5 separate regions of the Mus musculus genome follow, and regions 2, 3, 4 and 5 are each linked to region 1. Evidence: chromatin loops called from intact Hi-C (ENCODE). Cell type or tissue: heart. All regions are shown on one strand. Region 1 holds the start of Foxo3 (forkhead box O3). Region 2 overlaps Gm40630 (a long non-coding RNA gene). Region 3 overlaps Foxo3 (forkhead box O3). Region 4 has its middle 11 kb from the start of Gm40630. Region 5 overlaps Foxo3 (forkhead box O3).

The links. Hi-C counts contacts between places; a loop is a spot of excess contacts. Peaks named below come from ENCODE experiments on the same cell type or tissue, not always from the same donor. Only the 100,000 strongest peaks of a DNase experiment are listed, where the experiment ranks them.
Region 2: it touches region 1 in a loop (4-fold over the local background); 7 of 42 quality-filtered maps call a loop at or near these places.
Region 3: it touches region 1 in a loop (4-fold over the local background); 9 of 42 quality-filtered maps call a loop at or near these places.
Region 4: it touches region 1 in a loop (4-fold over the local background); 5 of 42 quality-filtered maps call a loop at or near these places.
Region 5: a loop joins it to region 1, with 2.5 times the contacts of the local background. A loop is called at or near these places in 7 of 42 quality-filtered maps.

What each region holds. Positions count from the first base shown.
Region 1 is chr10:42,273,746-42,278,745 of GRCm38, forward strand. Foxo3 (forkhead box O3) reads right to left here and starts at 2,950. Exons shown (of 4, transcript NM_001376967.1): 1 at 2,781-2,950; 2 at 1,071-1,800. The coding sequence starts at 1,688. Gm38485 (a long non-coding RNA gene) reads right to left here and starts at 1,064. Exons shown (of 2, transcript XR_380269.1): 1 at 153-1,064. In heart, CTCF peaks have their summits at 2,217 and 3,909; DNase peaks (open chromatin) are centred at 336, 3,006, 4,006, 4,426 and 3 weaker places; H3K4me3 peaks cover 5,000 bases; H3K27ac peaks cover 5,000 bases.
Region 2 is chr10:42,068,158-42,073,157 of GRCm38, forward strand. It overlaps Gm40630 (a long non-coding RNA gene), which reads right to left. Exons shown (of 5, transcript XR_871601.1): 3 at 364-4,502. Gm51798 (a long non-coding RNA gene) reads left to right here. Exons shown (of 3, transcript XR_003948997.1): 2 at 2,561-2,704. Among named protein-coding and RNA genes, the nearest start is that of Gm40630, 11 kb to the right of the region's middle. In heart, a CTCF peak has its summit at 2,655 (motif pointing right); no DNase peak of the experiment used is centred here; H3K4me3 peaks cover 311 bases; H3K27ac peaks cover 1,392 bases.
Region 3 is chr10:42,202,646-42,207,645 of GRCm38, forward strand. The region is part of intron 2 of Foxo3 (forkhead box O3); the gene reads right to left. Among named protein-coding and RNA genes, the nearest start is that of Gm38485, 70 kb to the right of the region's middle. In heart, no CTCF peak of the experiment used is centred here; DNase peaks (open chromatin) are centred at 833 and 2,646; H3K27ac peaks cover 1,467 bases.
Region 4 is chr10:42,090,582-42,095,581 of GRCm38, forward strand. No RefSeq gene overlaps it. Among named protein-coding and RNA genes, the nearest start is that of Gm40630, 11 kb to the left of the region's middle. In heart, no CTCF peak of the experiment used is centred here; DNase peaks (open chromatin) are centred at 2,110 and 2,800; H3K27ac peaks cover 2,576 bases.
Region 5 is chr10:42,186,026-42,191,025 of GRCm38, forward strand. Foxo3 (forkhead box O3) reads right to left here. Exons shown (of 4, transcript NM_001376967.1): 4 at 1-270. Among named protein-coding and RNA genes, the nearest start is that of Gm38485, 86 kb to the right of the region's middle. In heart, no CTCF peak of the experiment used is centred here; DNase peaks (open chromatin) are centred at 2,186, 3,226 and 4,608; H3K27ac peaks cover 1,435 bases.

The sequences.
Region 1 (5,000 bases):
AACTTCGCTCCAGGGACGTGGGGCTGTGGCTGCTTTCAGGGGAATGGGCCTGGAGGTGCCCTGAAGAGCAGGGGAGCCCGGCAGGGGACCAGGAGTCAATCTCTTTGGATGCCCAACTGCAGGAAGTCATTACATCATAGGCCTTTCCTCACCTCTCTCCCTACCACGTGTCGGGTGCCCCAAGAGGCTGAAAGGGAACAGAAGAGTCTCTCTGGCTCCTTTATAGATAGAAGCCATTATGGCCCAACCCTGCTATCAGCCCTCCCCTCCCTCCTTTCCTCCCCTCCTCCCTCCCTCCCTCCCACAGAGGCAAAGCTCTGACCGGAGTCCCCGACACGTGACAACCCCGCCTCAACCACTGCCTACAGCAGCATAGACCTCCAGCGGAGCAGCAGGTGTAGCCAGCACACTTTTAGATGACAAACCCGACCTGTTTCAAGCCCCAAAGCATTTCAGAGGCTACCTGCTGGCAGGCTTGCTGAAGTGACGTCTCTCAAGAGCAAAGGTGTGTGAGGAAAGGCGTGAGAGCCGGCCAGGGAACAGTCTGCAATCATTGCTTTTTCTAATGGGATCGATTTGCCTGTTGGTGTCAACACCCACAAGCACAAGTTGGACCCAAAGATCCTCAGTTTGCTAGTATCATGCTCCTGCCACTGCCTTGAACGCTGTCCCAAACACTCCCCCACACACGCCTTCCCTCCACCCACAATGTCCTCGGTGCATCCCACTTCCACCTCCTGTATTCCAAAGTTGGCCGCGGAGCTACCTCCTCCCCGCAGCCGAGGTAAGCCAGCACATACAAATGTCTTGGTCCTTCCTCCTTAGTGTCCCTTGCCCACAGCCTACTCATCTGGGCATGCCCAAAACTTGCCCAGGACCCTCCCTTCCCACTTTGAGGCCATCCCCAGGCTTCCCTCCTATAGGAGTGAAAAGAATCCCCCACCCCAAAGGCTCACAGCGAAGCTCCTCTGCCAGCCCTCTCTGGACGGCCGCAAACCGACCGCTTCGATACGCGCTTGGCGCTGCGAAGGCCTGGCAGGTCCGACCACCAGCCCCTGATAGGCACGCACCTTCCAGCCCGCAGAGCTGTTGCTGTCGCCCTTATCCTTGAAGTAGGGCACACAGCGCACCATCCACTCGTAGATCTGGGACAAAGTGAGCCGTTTGTCCGGGGAGCTCTCGATGGCGCGGGTGATCAGGTCGGCATAGGACAGGTTCCCCCAGGCATTCCGCCGCGAGGAGCATTTCCTTGGTTGCCCAGAGCCCCCAGCCGCCCCCGGCTGCGGCTGTGGCAGTGGCTGCTGAGGCTGCAGCTGCGTCGGCGTGCCCCCACTCAGAGCGCCTGCGGCGGACGCTGGCCCCGACCCGAGGTCCTGCCCTCCTGGAGCCAGCAGCATGGCCGAATCCTCGAGGAGCAGCCCGGAACCCAGCGTGCTGCTCACGCCGCCACCGATCACCATGGCCGAGCTGGCTCGGCCGCCGCCGTCCTCGTCGTCTTCATCGTCGTCCTCCTCGGGGATCATGGAGTCTGCGGCCGTCTCCCCCGAGGGCTTGGCCGGGCTCGCCTGCAGCTCCGGCCTCTGCAGGGGCCACGTACAGGAGCGTGGCCGACTCTGTGGCTCGAACTCTGGGTCCAGCTCCACTTCGAGCGGAGAGAGCGGGACCGGGGAGGCTGGTGCCTCTGCCATCTTCGCCGCCTGCCCGCCGCCCGCGGCTTGGGCTCTTGCTCTCTCCTCTCGAGCCCAGGCTGGGTGCGGCGGGGGAGGAACGGGGCACCGCGAAGGTTCGAGCTCCAGCTACCTAGGGAAGCGCGAAGAGAGAGTTGGTTATCCTGTGTTGGAGCCTAGTCCGCGGAGACTCCTCGCCCGCGGCCGCCACCTAGAACGGATAGACCTGGGGACGTGCGTCCCGCGAACCTGGCGCAGCAGACGCCGCCCCCTGGCCTGGCCGCCCGGGAGACGCGAGCGAATCGACGGCCCCGCGCGGGGCAGCCCCCTCCCCCGCTGCCGTCGCCAGAACCGCAGGTCTCTCCCGGACTAGATGGCGGGGCGGAGGGGGGAGGGGCGTCCCGGGGGAGGGGTGGCCGCGCCATTAAGTGTGGGCGGCCTCCGGACCCCAACAGCTCCGCAGTGGTCGGAGGGCGAGCGTGCGTGCGTGCGTTTGTTTATGTTTGGCTCTGGCTCGCTCAAGTGCCTCCCGCGGAGGCGCAGGGCAAGTCAGCAGAGTCCTGGGCTCTTCTCCCGCTCCCCAGCCCTGCGATCCCCCCCACCCCTCCCAGGCGAGAGGCCCCCTAGGGCTGGCGCGGGCAACTCCCGTCTTTTCCTCTCCGCCCGCGGACCAGCAGGGAGAGCGTGGGGGTCTGGGTGCAGACCTGCCAAGATCACTTCCAACAAGAGAGAGAGAGAGAGAGGGCCGACCCCGCAGGACTAAGAAGATCTGAGATGTATTTTCTTGGGGACGTGGGGCCCTCCGCCCCCTTCCAGGTCAGAAACGGGAAGGAGGAAGCAAGTGGGAACATAAATCTTCCAACAGGTCGGGAAGCGCCAAATCTCTCGGACTGCATGAAAACCCGGACCAGCACCGTTCATCACCTCCTTGCTCCCGCTGCTGCCATCTTGACAGTTCCCCCTTCCCTCAAGTCCTTTAAAGACACTAGCGGGAGAGAAGGGGGGGAGCACACCGAGTCACGGGGAGGGAAAGGGAAGCGCCTGGCCCAGCTCGGAAACAGATCCGGAGTCACTGGAAAGGCGGCCGCCCCGTTGCAAAGCTCCGGCGCCTACCTCGGCTCCTTCCCTTCAGGAACGAGGCGGGAGGGCGTACGATTCCGCGCGAGCCCAGGGCACCGCGACGAGGGGACTCTCGGGCCGCCGCCGCAGCCCGCCGGAGGAACCGCCTGTCAGCCTGTGCTGCGCCGCCGCCTTCCACATTCCTCCTCCTCCCTTCCACGAGCAGGGCGGCCGCGGCAGCAGCACAAAGTTATAGCCACTCACAGGGAGCCTCAACCTAGGATGACGGCGGGGCGGGTCCCCGCCCAGGGGGAGGGCTGGGGCGGGGGCCGGGAGGGCTGCTGTGCGTGCGTGTGGGAGTGCGCGTGTGTGCGCCCTCGCGCCTGCGCGGGGCTGCGGGAATGGGGGCGGGCGCGCGCGGGTCGGGACTCGGCCGGCTCCGCAGCCCTCCCGGTTGGGGTCCCGCGCTCTCCTGGGGACCTCAGCGGCCACGCTGGCCCGGGACGGGAGGCCAGGTCAGACAACACACCACTGCGCGCCGCCCCGCGCTCTCAGCCTTGGGCCCTGCGTTTGGCTCGTGGGCCCGTGGCCTGCCCGTGGGTGCGTGGGGTCGGAGCCCGCCCCAGTATCGGGTTCCTTATTAGAACCTGACACCAGGGAACACCCGGGTTAAGCCGGCAGCCGCAGGTGACAAGGGTTACCTGGGCGTGGAAACACTGGCCGGCGAAGATCGCGCCGAAAGGTGTGTCACTGGACCCTCACCTGGGACACCCGGCGACAGTCGTGCTTCGCTTTTCACGGATTTTAAGGCTAAGTGGGAAAAGTGCAACTCAGGAAGAAAAGTGCAGTGCGCCCCAGTCCTGAACGCAGGAGCAGAAGATAGCTAACTGGAAGCGGGCAACAGTTTTCTTATGCTAAAGCAGCTGATTACGTGCTTGACTTTTCTAAGTCTATAGACTTCAGATCGCACCTTCACAATCCCTTATCCCACGATCCGTGCCTCCCGGCCGTACTGTGTGCTTTTCTGCGCCACACGCGACATGCATACCAAAAGTCTACCATGCATTCTGGTTCATACGTATCTTTCCAAACAAAACCCTCTCGGTCTCTGCAGCTAAAGTCTGGGCTCCGCAACAACCCAATACCCCAAAAGAGCCAGCCTAAAAGAGCCTGCAGAGGCCGCCCACCCCGGAACTCCGGCCTCCAGGCTTTACGCGTGATCCGTCACTCAAGTGACGTGAGGCCCCCGCCCCTGCACCAAGCTAGTTCGACGCGTACAAACAGATGATGTCATTGTCTCTACACGCGCGTGACCCCGGAGCCCTGCGCCGCATCGCCATTCGCTGCGCGGCTTCCTCGTCAAGCCACGCCGAGCGCTGACTGGCCGCCGCCGCCAGTCTCTGGGCTCCAGACGCCTCTCGCTCCTCTTCGCCCCCGCCCCCAGCAAATAATAAACAATCGAGTAAAATTGCAAGGACAGAGGGGAGGGAGAGCGAAGGCGCGCTGAGTGGCAGCCTTCGCCGCGCAGACAGCGGGAGGACTAGAGGAGGACTGTGCAGGGAGGAGGGAAAGGAGGTAGGGAGCGGATCTGAGCCGCACGCTCTATCAGGGCGAGAAACTTTGAGAACCTCGGCGAGGCCAGCTTGCTAGCACGGCGGGCTCTAGGACCCCAGGGCCCTGGCGAGACGGGAGGGGCGGAGCCTGGTTGCGCAAAGCCCGTGGGCGGAGCCCGGCGGCACGTGCGGGAGGAGGGGGCGCGTTGCACGGGCTCGCCCGGGACGCGCAGCCCCGGCGGCTGGCGCGCTTGTTTACCAGCACACGTGTGTGTTATTTTTGAGATGGAATGTGGGGCTGGCTGAACGGCTGGCGCGTGGGGCCGCCCGCGTCGGCGGAGGGACGCGGCGAGGCCCGCGCTGCCGCGGCCTCCCCGGGCGCTGTTTGCAAGGAAGCCAGGCTGGCCCGTAACCCGCTTCCCGCATAGCCCAGAAGTCCGGACCACGCATCTGGACGGCGAGATTCTCGCGCTGCCCAAGCAGCTGCAGAGACCAAGGGCGCAGACCGAGAAACGCTGCCTCCTTTGCGTGCTCTTGGGGCTCCTGCCTTCACCAGAACAAAGCAACTGCTTTAGATACACACCGGTGCACACACCTGGACCACAAGGTGGACACTTAACACCCTGCGTGGTCTGTGACCTTGCTACAAATATCCCCAGTCCTTTGGTGCAGGTTTTCGGGCTGCATGGCTCGGCCCATTTACGAATAAATATATTTCCAT
Region 2 (5,000 bases), 210 kb before region 1:
TAGCCCTGGCTCTCCTGGAACTTGCTTTGTAGATCAGGCTGGCCTCAAGCTCACAGAAATCACCCTCCCTTGCCTACACAGTGCTGGGATTAAAGGAGTGTACCGTCATGCCCTGCTAGAAATGGTTTTTCATGATAAGTATACCACTGACAAAGTGAAAAGACAAACATAGACTTGGTGAAGACATCTGTATCTCACATTGCCAAGCAATCGCTATAAAAAGTATACAGTCTATTCTTAAAAGTTATAAAGAAAAAGTAAACACAACCCTCCAAAAAAGAAAGAATGTATAAAATTGTGTGTGTGTGTGTGTGTGTGTGTGTGTGTGTGTTAATTATTCTTTTGGTCACTGTGACCACATACCTGTCCAGGACTTAGGAGAAGGAATGATTTGTGCTCCTGGTTCAGGAGTGCCTTCACCTTCATGCAGAAAGCCTGGCTGTCAGGAAGCAGAAAGCCTGCAGGAAGCAGGCCAGGCTCTAACCTACTAGACTTACCAGTGGTGACCCATTTCCTCCAGTTTGGCCCCACCTCCGCCACATCCTCCCTGAAATGCCACCATCTGAGGACCAAACATTCAAATAAGAGCTGTGGGAGACATTTCACACTGAAACCGCAGCTGACTGCAACCAAGCAGGTAGCAGAAGAGGACATTTAATGGTCTGTGGTCACATGAAAATGTGTGCTATTAAATTAAAAGTCAGAGAGATGCAAATTAAAACAATCAGAAGCTGTTTCATGCCCCCCAGAAGTGAGACAGTACCAGCAGGTGATTAGAATGGAGAGAAACACAGGGACACATTTGGAAGCTAACAGCTGACCAACAATTCCACTTCCGTGTGTCCAGAGACATGGGGACTGGAAGAATGTCCTTTTCAGTATTCTGAAATAGCTAACCGTGAAAGCAAGTCGCCTGACCCACAGGAGTAAAAAGGAGCGAGAACAGTGTGGTTACAGAAGCAGTTCAACACTGCGTTCATCACAGTGAGTGAGCCAGGTCAGCTGGATGGCTCTGGGATGGGTAAATCCAACGGGCATAACTAGCTAAAAATGAAGCAAAGTAACACATGATTTATATGAAATTTAAAGTTCATGAAACAAGAGTACGGATTGCTTATCAGTACACAGTACAGACGTTCAATCTTCCTGGTTGCTAGGCACATCCATGAAAAGGAAAAGGCCCTTCAATCCAGCTGTGCTAATACCGCACTGTCTGGAGAGGCCCTGGAACTTACACTCCACAGCGTCTGACTTATGTCTTTATTTATTGCAGGTGGGAGTTGAACCAAGGGCCTTGGGCATGCTCAGTAAGCACTTACCACGGAGCTGCACCCAGACACACTTGAGACCAAATGAGGCCAACATGAGAACTGGCCACAAAATTTGTACAAAGAATGCTGAATGGTTTCCAGAAGTTTCTGGTGTTACCTGTTAGTTTCTCTTTCCTAAGCAATTGGTGATGACTCTCAATGAGTGGGGCTCTGGGATGGCTCTGGGACGACCCTGGGATGCAGGGATGGCTGTAGGGATGAGTCTGGCCTGCTCTATGAGCTGCCATGCTGGCCACAGCCTCTAAATCTTTTGGCTTGGTAGAAGAGAACCATGATCTTCCCTTAATTTTCCCATCGCACATAATATGCACATTTACACACGACTTCAGGTACCCACATCATACACACTCAAAACCACGAAGAAACACTAGAACCACTCCCTCATCCAAACACCTGGATTCCTCCCTTCTCTGCAACAAGAGCAGGCTGTTTAACCATTCAGTGTTGAGTAGATAGTGTGGAGTCAGATCTGATTACATAACGGCAGACTGTGGAATGGTGGGGTGTGATGCCCACAAACACACTGCTCTTAGATAACAAAGGGCAGTGGTATAATCCACACTGGGACCGCCGTAACACAGTAGCCCACGCTCACATTCTGTGACTTTTCTTTCTCACTTTGGGAGCAGAGCTAACCTCATCCAACAGTCTAGCTCCGAGTTCAAGGGCTCTACTGTATGTAAAGCTCTTCTCTACGTTGAGAGACAACCCTTCTTTTTCCCATGCCCATTCTCCAAGGCCCTCACACCCTACTACTCTACTGTCGTGGAGTCGGTAGTTGTCTGATCCTTATTTCTCCTGCTACTTTTTTGGGATGGTGCCGCAAGATGCTGTTTGTCTTTGATTCATCACAGGGACTCATTCCTACAAGCAGCCACACAGTCCAGGCGCTGTGCTGGATCAGGGTCCTCCGCGGACCCTCACAGCCGACAGCAGTGGACAGCTGCTCCATTATGTGCAATTGGCTGTTTGTGTTTTCAGTCCTAGGGATTCAATTCAAGGTTTTGAGGATCCAGACAAGTGCCCTACCCACCGAGCTGTACCCCAGGCCAGAAGCTTGGGAGCACCCACCTCATTCTATTGAATTTGGATGATGAGTTCAGAGGTGTAGACAGCTCTTAGCTTTAAAAAATGGCATGCCTGTGGGAAAACTTCTTTTGCAAATCAGGAAGAAAATGCCTCTTTGTATGAATCACTTTTTTTTTTTTTTGGTTTTGTTTTGTTTTTAGTGTGTTGGCAGAAAGAGCAACTAGCAAACCATTCCTGGAAGGCCTTCTGCGTCCCTTAGAATCCACACGTGGACATCCCTGGAACCTGGCCCGTAGGTGGCAGTCTCCCTTCATCCTGGTTCCTGGATCACAGCCCTCAGGACTGTAGGTGACACTTGTATCTTTAGTGTCTCCTAATGTTAACCGTTTCCTCTCCTCGGTGGTCTGCTCATGGGTGGGGGCGGGGCACACAGACACTAAGTAGAACTGAAGAAAGAAACGTGACCTGGAACAGTTCAGAGCCAGAAGCTGGGGTGGCACCTGCTCCCCACAAGCTGCCCTAGGATCCTCTTGCAGAATGGATAAGTAGCAGACAGTTGCTCATGATAAGCAAAATGAGGTAGATAAAGCTGCTGAGAATCAACCTGTTTGCAAAAAGTCGTTCATGTTGGTGTAAGCCTTTGTCCCTGTCTGGTCTCCCCTCCCTTCCTTGCCAACACATCCCCACAGAGTTTGCAGTGGGCCTCCCTCTCCTAAATAAGGCCCTGCCCTCACCCGCCCCCACAGACCTCCTCAACAAGATTCAGAGAGACCCAGCAGAGGTGAAGACTGCAACATATTCATGGGTACACATGAATGAACCCTCCTCCTGCTGCTGCCGTTCTTGATGGGATGGCCAAAGGAAACTGAGATAAAGAAAAGGCAACCAGCCTCTGCATTTCCTCCAGCCTAAAGGCTGGCACTGGGAAGGGAGGGGGGGTGCCAACCTCCTGGCCCTTTGGGGCAAACCTGCCAGTGGGTCTCTAAGCCACCAGCATGGTATGTCTGGCCCCAGCTGTTAGTGGAGCCAAAGGGAGATTAAATCATTAGCATCAAAATGCCTGAGATGCCCACACAATGCTTCCTCAGTGTTTATAAAAACTGACTCAGCATAAAAGGAACCAGTGCTGGGCGGATCTCAGGTCTTCCATCTGAGTTAGAAAGCAGAACGCTTTCAGAATCCTACCGGCACCCAGAAAGGATGCTGGCAGAGGGAAAGATGCCCTGGTCTGTTTTAATGTGCTTTTTTGGTCCACAAGTAAGGCCTCAGTTAGATCTTAGGTCCGATTCCCCAGCCTCAGAGTATCACCCAGGCTCTGGGACAAAGCAGATGCGCACTGTGCAGATATCTCAGAAAGCATCCTGGAATCACGGGTAGCCAGTGACCAGCCTGCTGCAAATGTATTTCCCTCCAAAGAAAGAACCCTGAAGGAGTGAGGAAGAGGAAGACAGAGACCAAAGGAAAGCAAATCCTCCGGGGCTCCACCCCACCCCCCCCTCTCCCCGCCCCTCCCCCCTCCCCCAGCCTAAGGAATTCTGGTGAGAACCGGTTTCAAGCAGCTGTCTCCTAAAATGGTCCTCAGACATGGATGGGGTTCTTGGGGACTCTCTTACTTCCTGGTCTGTTTGTCCACTTTGGTCTCACTGGGTGTGTTGTGCTTTTGAGAGCCTAAAACTGATCTGTCCCTCAGGAAGACAGTCGTCCTGACCAGACAGTGCAGTCTGTCAGTCTGTCCCACGTGGTGGTTTGAGGCCAGTGAGGTAGGCCAATGATCCTACTATGTGGCTCCAGGAAAGTCACCTACAAGAGAGCTGAGATTGTCTTACTTTCAGCCCTGCCTACGTGCAAGGTCATTTCTGAGATCACCAAGGTCCACATTGCAGTAGCCCTGCTAATGTATGTCAGAGGAATTCTTCTCAAGGCACAAACACCTAAAAGCTGGTGGCAAGGTACTGTGGCTGGAAGGCAAGGTCATTAAAAACAGGAGAATACCAGGGTTCAACTGAACTGTTGTCTGTGCCAAGCCCTCTAAGACTACGACTCACGCTTCATCCCAGATGTAACATGAGGTGAAGGAACATGCTGGCTCTTCAGGTTTTCTCCCTCGAAAGCAAATCTCCAGGAATTCAGATATTTTTTCCCCTACCAGAAGAAGGAGAAGGAGAAGGGGGAGGAGGGGAGGAGGAGAAGGAGGAGGAGGAGGAGGAGGAGGAGGAGGAGGAGGAGGAACTGCTTAAGAGCATGTAGAACAAAGCCTTGGTAGGTTGTCTAAACGGTCAGAACATCCCAGCCTCCACTAGGTCCTTAAACTCTCCACAAGGGTCCTCCACTGTTCATCTAAACCACCCCAGACGCCTCCAATCACTAAGGGAAAGACTGGAATTCAAACCATGTTAGCTTAATCCAGGCCCCGCCCCATGCACTCGGGAGGCACCACCTGCTCACTTCTTCGGAAGGAGAAGCCAGTCACTTGATTAGAAAAGGCTTTGCTGATAAAGAAAGGGACAAAGAATGTTCTGCTTTGCTGGAGTTGGGAGATGCGTGTGCGGTAAGGGAGTGAGTGCCAAGGCCAGCAGATGAAATGAACGGATTAGAGGGAAGTCACTGGACACCGTATTCACCAGCTTCAGAGACACTAGG
Region 3 (5,000 bases), 71 kb before region 1:
TTACGCCTCTTCAGTGATGTGGTTAATTAGTAACCACGCTGGCAAATGTGACTGTGGCCACAATTCGTGGCCAACCTTCCAGGAGACATGCAATAGGTGTGTGGAGGAGGCAACCTGCTGGGATTGATGTTCCAGGCATGCTGACTGCACCGTGTGGGTCACCTTTGCCCGACCCACCCAGAGGACATTAACATAAAGGTGACTGCACTGGTTACGATTGGATAATTATTTTCTTCATGTAATGAACAATTCTCTGTTGCAAAATGCATTCACTGCAGAGGCTAAGGTGTCCATGACCCTTAACTATGCCAAATCATGATGAAGACAGGTGGATTCAAAACAGGACTGGAGTCGGCAAGAAGCTGCCTAGAGCTGCAGAGAATCTCACCACTCATTTACAGAGTGGGTGGGTAGGACAGCAAGCCAGGGAAGGTAGCCATGGAGGAGACAGGCCCAGTGCTGTGATGGGGACCTCAACTGCCCCTCTGGAGAAGGCAGGAGCAAACGCGCTCTATGTCTGGGATCCCTGCGAGGAGGCTATGATGTGCGGCACGCAATGCTCCCTAGCCGAGTGCCAAGCACAAGTCTCAACAGCAGATCTCATAGTCAGACATCTCGGACCCTAGCTTACTGTTTTCTGAGCATCGTGTGCTTTTGAGTCAAAAGGTGAGAGGGCGGTGCCTTCCAAGAAAGGATCACAAACTTGTAAAAGTTTTTTAGGGTGCAGTGCCAGAAACTAGACACTTGTTAGCGGCTGCTCACTGCATCTGCCTCAGCTCCTGCATCTACCTCAGCTCCTTCCAAGCCATGTTTACCTTGTGGAAACTCTGCTAACCCAGACACCAGCTGCGCATGCTTTCCCTGGAACACAGAGAGGGTTTGTCTGGAAGCAACATGTGGTTCCAATTTATCTTTCCCAGCAACAGCAAGGAGAAATCTACCCACTTTAAAAATAAAAAGGTTGTGCAATTTAACTCTTAAAAGCCCTGTTTTTTTTTTTTTTTGTTTTTGTTTTTGTTTTTTTGCAAAGACAATTCTAATTCCTCCTCCCCCTCCCCCTCCCCCTCTTTTTTATTTTCTGGGCTGTCTAGAGAGAGAGAGACCAAATGTGTAATGGCTGTCAACATATGAGCCCGTCACTGCCCACTAGACTCGGGAGACACTGCAGATGGCTCGTCTCCAGCAGTCTTCATCCGCCTCTCATGCAGAACCCATGTTTTAAGTTTGCCTCAGCGTTTGATGCGAGGGCACTGGCTATTTAGAACGAAGCTGTTCGATGCCTGGATTCTACTATTTGCTCCTGGTGACCTACGGGTGGCAATGGCTGCGTGGACAGCTCTGAGGCCGCAGAGGCTGACATGCCACATACAGAGGCAGCTACAGGAAACGCTGGCTGGGCGGACAGGGCCTGTCAAAGGTTTCAGTCGAGACTCCAGGTTTCTACTCGTTAGTAATTCTGCAGTCTGGCTGCCTGTTTGAGACTCCCAGGGTAGACTTTCCTCCCCCATGTCCCTTCCCAGAGGTCTGATTCAATACCTGTGCTGAGGCCTAGGTATTTTACTTTTTAAATTTTTTTGTTTTTTCAAGACAGGGTTTCTCTGTGTACCCCTGGCTGTCCTGGAACTCACTGTGTAGATCAGGCTGGCCTTGAACTCAGAGATACCTGCCTCTGCCTCCAGGGTACCACCATGGCCCAGTTGGGGCCTGGGTATTCTGAAGTCCCCCCAGTTATGCTAATGAGTAGTCATGATGAAACCCACTGAAGTCCCCTCCCCCTAGAGCATCCCACTCACGGATTCCCAGTGCCTCAGGTCTGGTAGCAGCCCAGTGACATCACTGGAGTCCAAGACTTAGACTCACCCTGTCACTGTCCCCTTTAGCTGGCTCTGCCCTCACCTGCATTCATCTCCAGACTCTATCTCCTCTGGACTAACCACCATGATGAATGAAAACAAAGACGAGTGTCAGAGCCTAACCCTGGCCTGGAAATTGAAAAACATTTTTTTCATATGGACTATCTATAGTGGCCAAAAAATAAACCTTTCAGCTGGATAAAAATGTAAATAACCCTTCATCAGAAGGACTGTGCAATCAACTCTGACGTGGAAGACAAGTTAGTCTCTTTCTAGCCTTACCCTTGTCTACAGTCTTAAAAGTTTAAACCATTAAAGGGCCTTAAAAAACAACGATGTTCTAAAATAAATGTTGTTGAGAACTTGGCAGAGGGATTGTATTTCCAGCTAGAAACAAGACTTCCCGCTAAATTTGCTGACAGTAATTCTCTACCCACAGATGTCCTCTGGAAGCATGTTCTACGTTGTCATGCAGACAGCCAGTGATAGCAGGATTAGAGCAGTGCTCCGATGAGCGGAGCCAGGATTGCTCTCCCCCTCGCCTGTCTTAGGTAGAGCTGGCCGGAGAAGCGGCCGAGGAGACAATCCTCGCAGGGAGGCAAAGTCTCCTTAGTGTGGAGGCAGCCAGCATGCTGCCGCACGCCGTGCTGTGGGCTTTCTAGCGTGGACTTTATTTTAATACAAGAGTGATAATATACATTGGTTTTTCACCGAGCTGTCCCACAGCTGCTTCTGCTCTTGGAGGGCAAGAGGGAACATTCCATTCCTTCCAGCCAAGCTTGCACTTGCGGCACACACAGATCCCTGGCAGCCTCGCACCTCTGCCCACACCCACGGCTTGCCGCCCAGCCCTCTTCCTCCCCTGCTCCCCAAGGCCTCACACTTCCCACTCCACAGTCCGGGCCCCAGACCAAGGAAACAGCCACAGGTACCCAGTTCACATGTCTCCTCCACAGAGCAGGTTAGACCACAGCTTTTAGCCAACTCTGCTCTTCAATGTATTCTTCCCTGAGGTTTTCAAATTGTTTCCCTCTCTCATGAGAGACTTGATAAATACATGCTGCTGAAATTCCCTTTAAAACCATGGTTATCTAGCCAGATAAAATCGATGTATTAGAGAGTTCAAAGCCAAGGGATCCCAAAACAGTCTTGAAATTTATTTTTGCAGTGTTTAACAACATAATTTTTATCAACCCAAACTTTACCTGAGATTTTAAAAAAAAGCTACATCTTTTTCCAGTTTGGAAACATACTATGTATAGAAATGGATGAAAAATGGACATTAGAAACTCACATCTAGAACTCAGGGACACAGCAGAAGGTTTAGAGTCACTTTAGTGACATTAGACACTTGGTACAATGCAGGGGAATACGGCACTGGGAAACGGCAGCCATATTTACAGTGCAAGAAAACGGGGATGAGACTGTAAGGCCGGACTTGGATTCAGTCAGTTAGTAAGTGGTAACAGGGCTGAGGTGAACATACCATCTCCTGGCCTTGAGGCATAAAGGTGATGTCACCCAGAAACAATATCAGCACAGTGGTATACTGAAGGAAGAGAGTACAGGATATACAAGACAAAGACACAATCCATCTATCTTACCCATCTATCTACTCACCTACCCAACCCTCCCTCCCTCCCTCCAGCCACCCACCTATCCATCCTATCCATCCATCCATCCATCTTATCCATCCATTCTATCCATCCATCCACCCACCCACCAACCCTGTATGGAACCTGGTTTACAGTGAGTACTCAGAATGCTGTCATCTAATCACTGGCTCTGTGGGAAGGGTGCAGAAGCCACAGGACTGGTCTGAGCTGCACTTTTAAGGTGAGTGAGCTGTGAGAGGGAGGTGAGGGCCTCACGAGTGCTGTGCTGTGCAGTAAGCGCCCACTGGGTAAGTCTGGAATGGCACTGAGGTTGCTTGCGAGTTCTCGGTCTCATCCAGGGTATTAGGAGATAGCACATGCTGACGCAGACGGAAGGTTCTAGTAGAGGGATGGGGAGACCAACAAATTGACAGGGCATAGACCAGCCAGTCGGTGGTGCAAGGCCTGGTAGATGCAGCTGAGATCTAGCTGAGATAGAGCTTCCTTTTAGTTCATCTTGCAAGGCTATGGGGCCTTCACTACTTAGAGACTCACTCGAAATCACAAGTAACAAACCTTGGCGCCAAGCAAGTGCACACGAAGGGAAACTCACAGCAGTGTGTATTTTACTGCAATCTGAAGGAAGAACATGTGCTCACTGCCTGCCAGGAGTCCCTGACACATCTCATCTTATTTTCTTTTCCCCACAAGCAGGAAGCTGAGAGAGAAGAAAGTTTAAGAGTGTGTCCGGTGAGCCTTGGTGCTGCGAATCCAGCCTGTTGGCTAACTCCAAAGTTCTTCTACCATGTGTTTTCCCAATTACCAAACCCACTGAGGAGAGAGGCTGCACCAACAGGGACCAAAGGGCTTGAGCTACAAACACTTCCCGTATATGGTAGCTTCTGTGCCGAGGGAAACTAGCCACTGACTGAGTCCAAGCAGTATTACCTGGCTGTCCGTGGGAGGTCTAAAATCAGGTCCTCGAAGAGCTGGTATGGTACCACAGATCCTCATGCCAGACACATCGGGCAAATGTCTCCAAGTACCCTGGACTGCTAGGACGAGGCTTAATCTGAAACAGGGACCTCACTTTATACTATTTAAAACATCTAATTAGCCTATTATTAAGCCAGAGAGAAAGATTAGCCTGCTTCAAAATTACGTGAATCTTAAAATATGATGTCTTCTGCCTGCAAGTGAGAACAGGCAGGGTGCTCTGCTTAAGCTCAATCAGAACCTCCAGGAGAAACTGCATTAGTGTTGCAAACGTGGCTGCTCCTCTTCTGGCATCAAAGCAGCAGAAACCACTGAAGGGATGGGCGTGGGGGTGCTGGGTAGTGGGTTCAACCTGACATGACAGCCCACAGCTCAAATCCAGGAAGCCAGATTCCTGCTCCGGCTAACACTCGCTCCCTTCCTGTGAACTCTGCCGGCTTGAGCTCCACACAGACACAACTGTCTTCAGCTCAACTGGATGGCACAACTCAAAAAACCTGTTCTCCGATATCTTGTTATTTCAGAAGTGATGTGCTTTTGGGGAGCCCTGGAGTAT
Region 4 (5,000 bases), 180 kb before region 1:
TGTAAGTGCATGTGTGTGAATGAGTGCATGTGTGTGTGTGCACGCGTGTGTGCGTGCATGTGTGTGTGCATGTGTGTGTATGTGTGTGTGTGTATAAGTACAGACACATGTGGAAGTCAAGGGACAAATTGTGGGGACTGGGTCTCTCCTTCCACCATGTGGGTGCTGGAGATCAAACTCAGGCCTGGGTAGAAGCAGTCTCCACACTGAGCCATCTCCTAGCAGTAGGATTTCCTACATCTGTTTTCCTTTGCACAGATACCCCCCCCCTCAGCCAGCCATGTTGTCCTAGCACATCTGCCGAGATGAAATCCCCATGGCCTCTGGGTCCTGGTTTTTGTTTTGTTTACACCTGAGCCTTCCTGCCTCTGCCTTCCACTCACCTGCCTGCCTCTGTTCCTGTAGCTGGCTCCCTCATCACTTGGTCGCTCCGTTCTATAGAAAGTGCCACCCACCACCCACTGAGCACTCCTTGACAGGCCTAGAACTCCTGGTGTACACCTTGATTCCCAAACCCTGTCTACCAGCTTGCCAGCGAGTTTATCATGCCTTTACACAGAACACCGTACTCACCTGACCAAGCACAGGAGTCCTAGGGCTCCTGACGCTAGGCCCGACCTGCCTTCGGGTCAGGAGAATCCACAAACGTGATCCCTTCTCTGACCATCGAGTGTTCAGTGAATGAAAACTCCTAAGTCTTCTCCAATCAAAACACATGGATTTGGTTTTTCAGAGCCTAAGAACAAGTAACCTCAGGGTTAAAAGCCCTGGCCTGCTCTTCCAGAGGTCCTGAGTTTGATTCCCAGCAACCACATGAAGGCTCACAACCATGTATAATGGGATCTGACATCCTCTTCTGGCCTGCAGGCATTTATGCAAGCAGAACCCTCATATACATTAAATAAATACCCATAAAAAGAGTAAATAAGAATCAAGAACAAACGCTGCCCTGGTACAGTTATCTTTAACCCACGTAGAGTTCTGCCCTAGAGCTTACATCTAAATGCTCTAAATAGTCTCAATGTTTTCCAGAAACTGCCTCTCATCATTATTAGTTACATTCCTTGGCTCTCCAGCACTCCCAGACTTAATCAGCCTACACTGTCACAGCATGATAAAGCGTGGCCATGTGCAGCACATCGGGGAGGGGATAGATAGGACCAGACCACTCCTACAGAAACTTTGCTTGCCCCGATCAACAATGAGCCCATACAGTGGAGCAGACACTAGAGTGCTTCTCTCCAGCAGCCCAGGATGGAGAGTTCCCTCCAAGAGTCATGGGCTGTTGCAGGGGGTGCTGGCCTCCCTGGGTGCCAGCACACTAAGGTGGATTATCATTGTCACTCGGCACGTGGAGTCTCCACAAGGTTGCCAGAGAAGGGCGGGGGTTGGGGGAGGTGCTGTTTATCACCTGGGTCCTGGACCTTCTAACTTGGAAGGCACAGTTAATACAGCTGATACAACCACCCTTTACATACATCCACAGCTGTGAGATGCCCCCTCACAAGCCTCAGCATGTCCAGTCCACCATAATGTGATAGGCGCATCAAACCTGGCCTGGAAGAGATTGGGGCGTTGACGTGCGGTTCCACTGTCTATTGTTTAATTCTGAGTCTGTCGTTCGATCCAAGCCATTTCAGTTTCCAGAGTCCATTTTCTCACCTAAAAAGGGGGTCCACACAGCCCTGCCTTACAAGGATGAGTTGAGCCTCAGTGAAGAGGAGGAATATAAGACACTTTTGAGAGCGGTCCAACGCTTTGCAAAGATGAGCATATTATAATAATTGAGTGTCTGTGGAGAACTATAAAGTGAATCGTGTCACTCAAAACTCCTGTTTAGAGAGTTCATTGTGCTCTAACCTATTTACTTACTCCTTTCTTTATATGTTTTACCTCTCAAAGTCCCAATAAAAATGGAACTTCACGCACGCTTGTGGAGAGAGCATTAAACAGAAATTAGCTATCCCGTGTTCTGTAGTCACTTCCCAGGGAAGCCGTACACCTAATAAAATGCCCAGCCAGAGCTGGCACACACACTGCTGATAGCCTCAGCAGGCACTGACCTTGGCACTGTGACAAGGGCAACATTTCCAAGTGGATGAGCACTTCCTGAACAAAGTGTCCAGTGTACTAGGAATAAACAGGCTTTTCATCAACCGAGCCTGCATGTTTTCTGGTTCCAGCAGCCTTCCCTACTGCCAGGGTCAGAAAGCAGGGGCACCAACCAGCAGGGCCTCTTGAACAACCTGCTAGTCTTGCTCAGTCCTCCCAGAGGATTCTGGGACTGGACAGGCTTGCAGGCCTCTGCCATCGCCTGTCCTGGCTATAGTATGACTTTTTTAAACTTTTGCCTGACTAGCTTATGAATGAATGTGATTCAGACTGTGGTTATTTTATTTGGCTTTGACAATTATTGGGGGTCACCCCTAATCTACTTTTCTAACTGCTGGCCTGGCTACCTCCCTAGTGGTGGTCCCCAAATACTTGCTGTTTCTCCTGGCCATGTGCTCATGGCCTGTGTACCCTTATGGCAGCTTCTCATCTCTCCTTCTCCTCATTCTCTCCTCTCTCCCATGCTCAACCAGGTAACTCAAAAACCCACCTACCTCTAATCCTCCCAGGAATTGGCTGTGGCCAATTTTTATTTAACCAATAGTTTTAAATTAAGAAACAAGGTTTGCACAACAACAGCTGGTAAACGTGAAAAGTGACTCGTAGGCTTAGATTTGCAAAGTTAGTATTACAATACATAGCAACAGACCAACCCTCAGCACAAGGCTCCGTGGTTCCCCTTCCGCATTTCTGCAAAAGGAGTACAGGGTAGATCTATTCCTTCAGGCCCTGGTAAGATCTGAACGGGGCATTAGCTCTCCCTGTGATGCAGAAGGGTGCCTTGGGCCACATGAGAAGACTCTGTCCGCAGCTTCAAGTAGGACATCATCAAACATTGGCCATGCTGACTTTGTGAAATGGAAAGGTCACTAAGTCAGTCCCAGGGAGAGCATGTGCAGGCTTGGAGGACAAGGTCCTTGAGATGAAATTCAGTCGGGGAATAAAAAGGGACAAAGGACTCCCAGAAATGCACCACACATGCAAAACTCGGCTGGCAGAACAGGTTTCCTCATCTAGGGCAATGAGGCTCCAGCTGCCCAACTTAGCCATGTTTTCCTTCCTTCTACAAATGTTCGTTGAACATCTAAAATACTTCCCGACCTTACAGGGAGGAACTGAGCATTCTGGGGTCTGGAGACACAGAATAAACAGCTAAAGTCCCTGCCTTGCTTATATTTTTTAGAAGAAAAAACAAGTAAGCAAAAATAAATAATAAATAGTGGTGCAAGGTGCTAAAGGCATGGGCGTAGGCACACGTGAGCCGAGATCGAAACCGAGGAAGCTTCACTCTGCCCCTCTGTATTCCAGACCAGAGCACATAACAGCGAGGTGGATAGTGTCTCAGGGACGGATAGAGGCCAGAAGAGATGAGAGAGGCAATCACAGAGGAAAGGGGCTTGCATTCAATTCTGAATGAGTTTGGAAAACTGTGGGCCTGGTGGATAATGTGACCGTGAGTGTGAAGCTCATCTCAGGTCTTCTACGGAGAACAGAGCATGGCTGGAAGGCACTTGAGCAGGAAGGTCTCTGAGCGAAGCTCACCACCACTCAAAGCAGGAGGCGCTGCCTGCTGGGGATCCACACATTTGAAAGTAAAGCCTAAAGAATCTGTTCATGGTACGACGACACGACGACGTGGCAAGTTAAGCCAATGGTCCTTTAGCATAAGAAACTAGGAGTTAGATTTACTGAGATTGTGGGTGAGGCAGGCCTAAAAGAGTAAGGAATGTGGTTCAGAACATGCAGTGTCTGAGGGGGAAGTGCCCAGTGGGCAGTGGGATGAAAGAGTCTTGGGTCCAGGCTAAAGATAAACCTGGGAACGTGTGACTGTAGGGGGATGACTGAAGCACCAGCAAGCTTGGTGCTGGCAAAGAAGCAAGTGATGGTGGTGAAGAGAAGCAAAGACTGAGCCCGGCAGCAGCGGCTGTCGGAGGAAAGAACCGAGCGCGAGGAGAGCATACATGAAGAGTATTTCTACGAAGGAACTGCTGGTCACCGCCGCCAAGCACGGCTATCCAGTGAAGCATAAGACTACCGAAGAATTAACCATTGAAATGTCATATTCTTGGCCCTGAAACCCCATTAGGACTGAAGTGGTCCCGTGGCCTCATTTACATTCCTGTCCCCGGAAAGGAAAAGCGGTCGGCAACCTCAAAGCCAGCCTTCCCAATGACTTTTGCACAAGTAATTTTAGGAATTAGAGAAAGCCACCCTGGGTCAGGGGAGTTCAAGAGAAATATATAGGAAAAGCAGGCCCGGGGAAGGAAACGCCACTCTTCAGTGTGTCTGTGGGACGAACCTTTAATCCTAGCACTTGGGAGGCAGAGGCAGGTGGGTATTTAAGTTCCAGGCTAGCTTGCCTGATTTAGAGAGCAAGTTCCAGATAGCCAGGGGGCTACACAGGGAAACCCTGTCTCAAAAGGAGAGAGAGAGAGAGAGAGAGAGAGAGAGAGAGAGAGAGAGAGAGAGAGAGGACTTAAACACGTAGTACCAAATGGCAGAATTATCAGAAATTCTGCCCCAAATTGTATTCAACAAAGTGTATTCAACAATTTTTTCAAATAAATCTTAACTTAGCAACTCCAAGAGCAACTTTTGATACATTATAATCCAAAGCCTGATACAATATGATACAAAGACATATTTTGATACTCACATGCTGAGGTATGATGATAGCAATTTATTTAAAGTCTTTGTTTACTGTAATTAAGCAAGTATATTTCTGAAGAAGCAGAACCTTCCATACAATGAAAACATTGCAGTTCCTAACATGCAATGGTCTCGTATCCGAGTGGAGGTGTTCCAGGCAGCGTTTGTTGGCACTGTGTGGTGTGAGGGTCTGCTGGGGACACAGGGTTCGAGCTGTGTGTTCAGAACCAAGGCTGCAG
Region 5 (5,000 bases), 88 kb before region 1:
CCGGTGTGCTCTGAAGGAGTGGGGGGTGCTGATGGGTGCTGTCCACGCTGGCAGGTCACTTGCAGATGAGTTAGATTTTGCATATGTTATAGAGTTCTGTTCCACGGGTAAGGGCTTCACCCAGGGCCAGGGCTGCTAACAGTCTCTGCTGGGTTAGGGAAGCGGCGTGGGAGTCTCAAAGGTGTCAAGCTGTAAACGGATCACTGTCCACTTGCTGAGAGCAGATTTGGCAAAGGGTTTTCTCTGTAGGTCTTCCGTCAGTTTGAGGGTCTGAAAGAGAAAAGAAATCCAGAGTTATTAAGGGCATTCAGAAAGCCACAGGGAGGAGGAAGCTAGGGGTCAGCCAGACACCCGCCTGTCTGACCTCAGAGCCCAGGTCTGTGCACTAAGGCTACTGTGCTAAGTGCTTCAGGTTTGACATCTAAGGATAACACAGAGAACTGACTACCTTTAACTCTTATTATAGCATCCTGAAGTTAAAAAGCCCAAAAGAAATGTGATTCTGCACTGTGGGAGATAACTGAGAAAGGCACACTAGGAACATTTTGGGTGGGTTTTTGCCAAGTTAGGGTCAGCCAGGTACGGAATAGGGTTCAGTCTAGGTTTTGGAATGTAGATTGCTTAAGACACACAAGCTGGTCCCTCTGTGTCCTCCCCATCAGCCCAGGGGTGACCTGATCTTGGTCAGCAACCAACGCTTAGTGAGATTTCATGGGGAATCCTGGCTTTTCCACTGTGGAAGATTCAAGTGAGCTATCTTACCAATTAGACTTTTATATATATATATATTAAAAGTTTTGAATTAAAAAAAAAACCAACAACCATACAATACATATTTCTCACAGACTATCTTGTTAATAGCATGATTCTGCCTCCATAGTCATCATGGAGGTTTCCCGAGAGCACTCGGGGAGCTCAGACGAGTTAAGAGAATTAACAGTAAGAAGTACACCCAGAAGGTCTGGACAGATGGCTCGGCAGTCAAGAGCACTGGGCGCTCTTCAGGAGGACCTGGGCTCACTTCCCAGTGAGCAGCCCACTACTGTCTACAACTCCCACTGCAGGGGATCTGATGCCCTCTTCTGATACCCTACAGGTACCACCCACGTGGTCTGCTTACATACATATATGCAACACTCCTAACACAACATAAAATAAAAATAAATACATTTTTTAAAAAAAGAAGAAAAGTATATATACTCAGAGATGAAGCTAAAGGAATCAGGCCGCACCCCAGGACGTAAAATCTGTTGTCTGTGGAGACCTTGCTGGCTGGCCTGGCGTACAAAGCAAAGCAACACCATAAGGTTGCCTTCCGAAGGGACTGAGCAACTGAAAACTGTAGGCTCTGGCTGCACAGTGTAGCGCACCCCCCACCTCCTCCTGGACTCTAAGACTCCTCCTGTGACTGAGTATCCTGTCTTACTGACTTTGGTGACAGCACTAGAGAGCAGAAGGAAGCTTGGTTTTTATTGGTAAAAACTATGAATTGGGAAAAGAAGTCCCGTCTCTTTCTGTAGACCCCTTGTTTGTCTGAGAATTTTTCCTTGGGGGTGGGGCAGGGGTTAGTATTCTGTTGTGTAAAGCCGCTAGACAATTTTATTTTGGCCGATAACTTTTGAGGGAGAAAAAGCTAAAATAACCCCCAGACACCAGTATCTGAGGACGTTGGTAGAGATGAGACTGCTCTAAGTCATCTGTGCGGGTCCCTGAAAGCATGACCCAACATGGTCTCAAAGATAAAGTCCTTTCAAAGGGATTAGGTCCCCCCACCCCAATAAGAGCTAATAAATCACAGTCTAACACCACTATGCCACTGATCAGCAGGGGACTAAGTTCCCCAATTCCCCATCCTGACTTTCTGTGAGTGCCTAGGGGAGACCTGGTAAGGTATTACCTAATTCAGATCCCTCCCTGGTTCCCTTTGGTGCTAATTATTCTGCTGTGAAAACCAGTGCATGATGGGAAGATGACACACTTCATTCCCTAAGAAGAGAGGTTGAATATGGCCCACTTTGATCCTGGGGCTGCTACAGGCTGGGAGGGAAGCATCCAGGGTGTAGTGAGCTACGCAACATGTTATCATGTAGTTAGGGCTGGCCATGGCCTGGAAATTGGGTCAGAAGCCCCACCATAGTCCAAAGCCACACCAGCAACAATCCCCAGGCCGCCACACCCCCGTTCCCTCAGCGAAGCCGCAGCATCTTCTGGGAATGTCATCATTAAGAAGAGGAGGCTCTGATCATCACCGTTCTCCCCTTGCTGCAGAATGGGGTGGGGCCATCTGTGACACTATGTGCTGGAGTTCCCTCCAGGGGCTCAGGCAAGGCCTCCCAGGAGGCCTGTGCAGGAAGCTGCCTCCGTGCCTCTGGGCTGAGCCAACAGGGCCAGAAACAGCTCCTACAGAGGGCACATCTCACAGCAAACCCTCACGTCACCCTCGGGAAGGTCAATGCTTTGTTTAGTTTCTCTGTGCTGTGATAGAAGGAAGAGTGTAAAGGAACCAGACAGAGACGAAAGAGAAATACAACCATCCTGAAAAGGGGCATGGAGGACTCCGGCGACCCGCGGAAGGAGCAGCCTCTGCAGCTCACTGCTGGCTCCCACCTGTCCTTCATTCAGGAACCGAAAAAGTGGGGGAGCAAAGGGACAGAGCCAGCCACGGCTGGGGACTCAGTGATGCCCTGATGAGTGTGAAGTTTCATGGGTTTTCTGGGCGTTCACACTGGTTTAGGTAGCTGTGAGGATTCTGTATGCGTTGATGCTCCTGTATCTTAAAAACAAAAACAACAGCAACAGCCCCCTCCCCCAGCCAGACTTTAGGATGAAAAGAAAGCCGAGGCTGGCAGGCTTCACTGCTGTGCCTCTGCAGTCACTAAGCAATGTACCAATTAACCAGACACACTGTCAGGCTTCCTGGTGACCTCCACGGGGAGGAGGAAGAGTCTCTTCTCTCCTAGATAAGCTTTAAAAGTTCTTTACTGAGTCAAGGGGAATGAAGTGGGAGACCACAGAAGTCAGGAGGTATATTCTAAAGACATCGGTGGGTGCTGTCACCTGGTGAGAGGTAGTCCCTTGGTAACCCTGGCATCTATGGGGAAGGCTGCTTTCTGCCTAGTTATCACCACCAAGTCACAGGATGTTCTAAGAGTGGGAGAGGCCTCCAGAATGACATCAAACAGAACAACCCAATCCACTTGAACTTGGACTCGGAGCAGTAACGGTTCCCACTGCTGGTCTCCCACAACCGAATAACCTCACGACGCAAAGCATGTGTTTGTCAGCAGCATTTTTATCTTCTTGGCAGAGAAGAAATGAAGACCCTGATACTAATATGCTATGAGAGCTGAGAAGGAGCAACGGATGGAATTCTTAGGCTCCCAGATCCATGAGGCTTAGTTAGCAGCGATCTCTTGGCTGGGATTTTAATTGTCTGCCTGAACTGCAAGGTACAGTGAGGCGCTGTGATCGTCACGCTTGGACACTGAGAGTTTCAGGACAGCCTGTAACCCCATGGTCAAGCTGGGGACCAAGCATAGAGCATTCAGCGTAGACAAGGAAGAGATCCTCTGATGGACAGGGCGGCCTCTCAGAGTTCAGAGAACAGTTGTGCGTTGTTAGACTTAATGCTTTTTGCTGGAGCACAGAGGCAGCCAGACCCAAATGCTACACCGCACTTTGACACGTTCCTGTGGAGTTCAACTCCAAAGGTAAACACAATGCATCACCGGAAAAAGCAAGGGAGACCCGGAGGCAGGCAGTATATCTGGGGCTTGGCTTCTGCACGTCCCATCCCGGGCCTACGACTGGCCATGCAATGCTGGCCAGAGAGGGGACTTAGGAGGTACCATCTGTATAAAGCTCCATCTTGGCAAACGCTGCCATGGAGCTGTGACAGGCAGTGAGCACTCTTGAGGGACAGGCAGGCAAGGAGGTTCTAATTGCAGGGGAGGGCAGGTTTGTTTGGTGACAAAGCTCTCCAGAAGGAAACCTGGACCTTGTGAAACCAACCTGTCTGGAGGAATGGCTGTGCTCTGAGGGAGGTTTGTGCTGCCTCTTTGGCTGACCGTTGAGAGATTGGACCCCAAGAAATTAGAATCTCCCCAGGAATCTCCTGCAGGAGAGGAAATGCCCTTGAGGTCAGCCAGAGATGAACTTATCTCCAAGAGCAACATTTACAACTGGTCAGAGACCTCGCAGGGGAGGCGTGGCCATGAGACAGTCCTTGGGCTGCTGAGCAAAGCACCTCCTACTTTCAGTTTGAACCCCAGCTCCACTGTCAGTCAGCATGCCCAACTCAAGACCTGGGGAAGTCTCTGGCTCCTTCGTCCCCCTTCCCAACACGGCCTCAATGAATAATCCACCCCTTTTGGGCTCTTTGCTACCTATTTGTCTCTGATAGTTGGCTTATTGAGTTCAGGTGGCTGAACCAGGACACAGACAGATAAGTGTTGTTAACCATGGGAAAGGCACCGATCTCTACACACTGAAAGACAGAAAGCACAGCTTGCAGTGAGACTGGTGACATGTTGGGCTGGACTGTGATGTGCTCTACTCCTCAGCACGCTGGAGCTTTCCAGGTGTCAGGGAAAGCTTCCAGGCCTGGCTGAGAAGACAGAGCACCTCAAGAGCTTCTGGTTTCCAGGACACTTTGACGCCTAGATTTGTCTGCCTGTCCCGTTGGCTAGCCTCTGTGCTGAGCTGACAAAATGCAGGGAAACTGAGAGAAGCAGCAATCTTCAAACTTCACAGCTGAGGACAGAGAGCTGTGGCAGGAATCACTGAGGCTAAAGAGAGCAGAGGACTGCCTGTCTCTGCCTTGAGGGACGGCAAGAACCTCTCCGTGCAGACAGGATGGCAAAACTGTAGACTGCATATGCTCTTGACTCTTAGACGCTTCCGACTCATAGAATAATATGCCAAGTTGGGATTCTGGTCTTTTAAAAGAAACACTTTTGCCAAGTGTGGTGACACATGCCTTTAATCCCAGTACTAGGGGA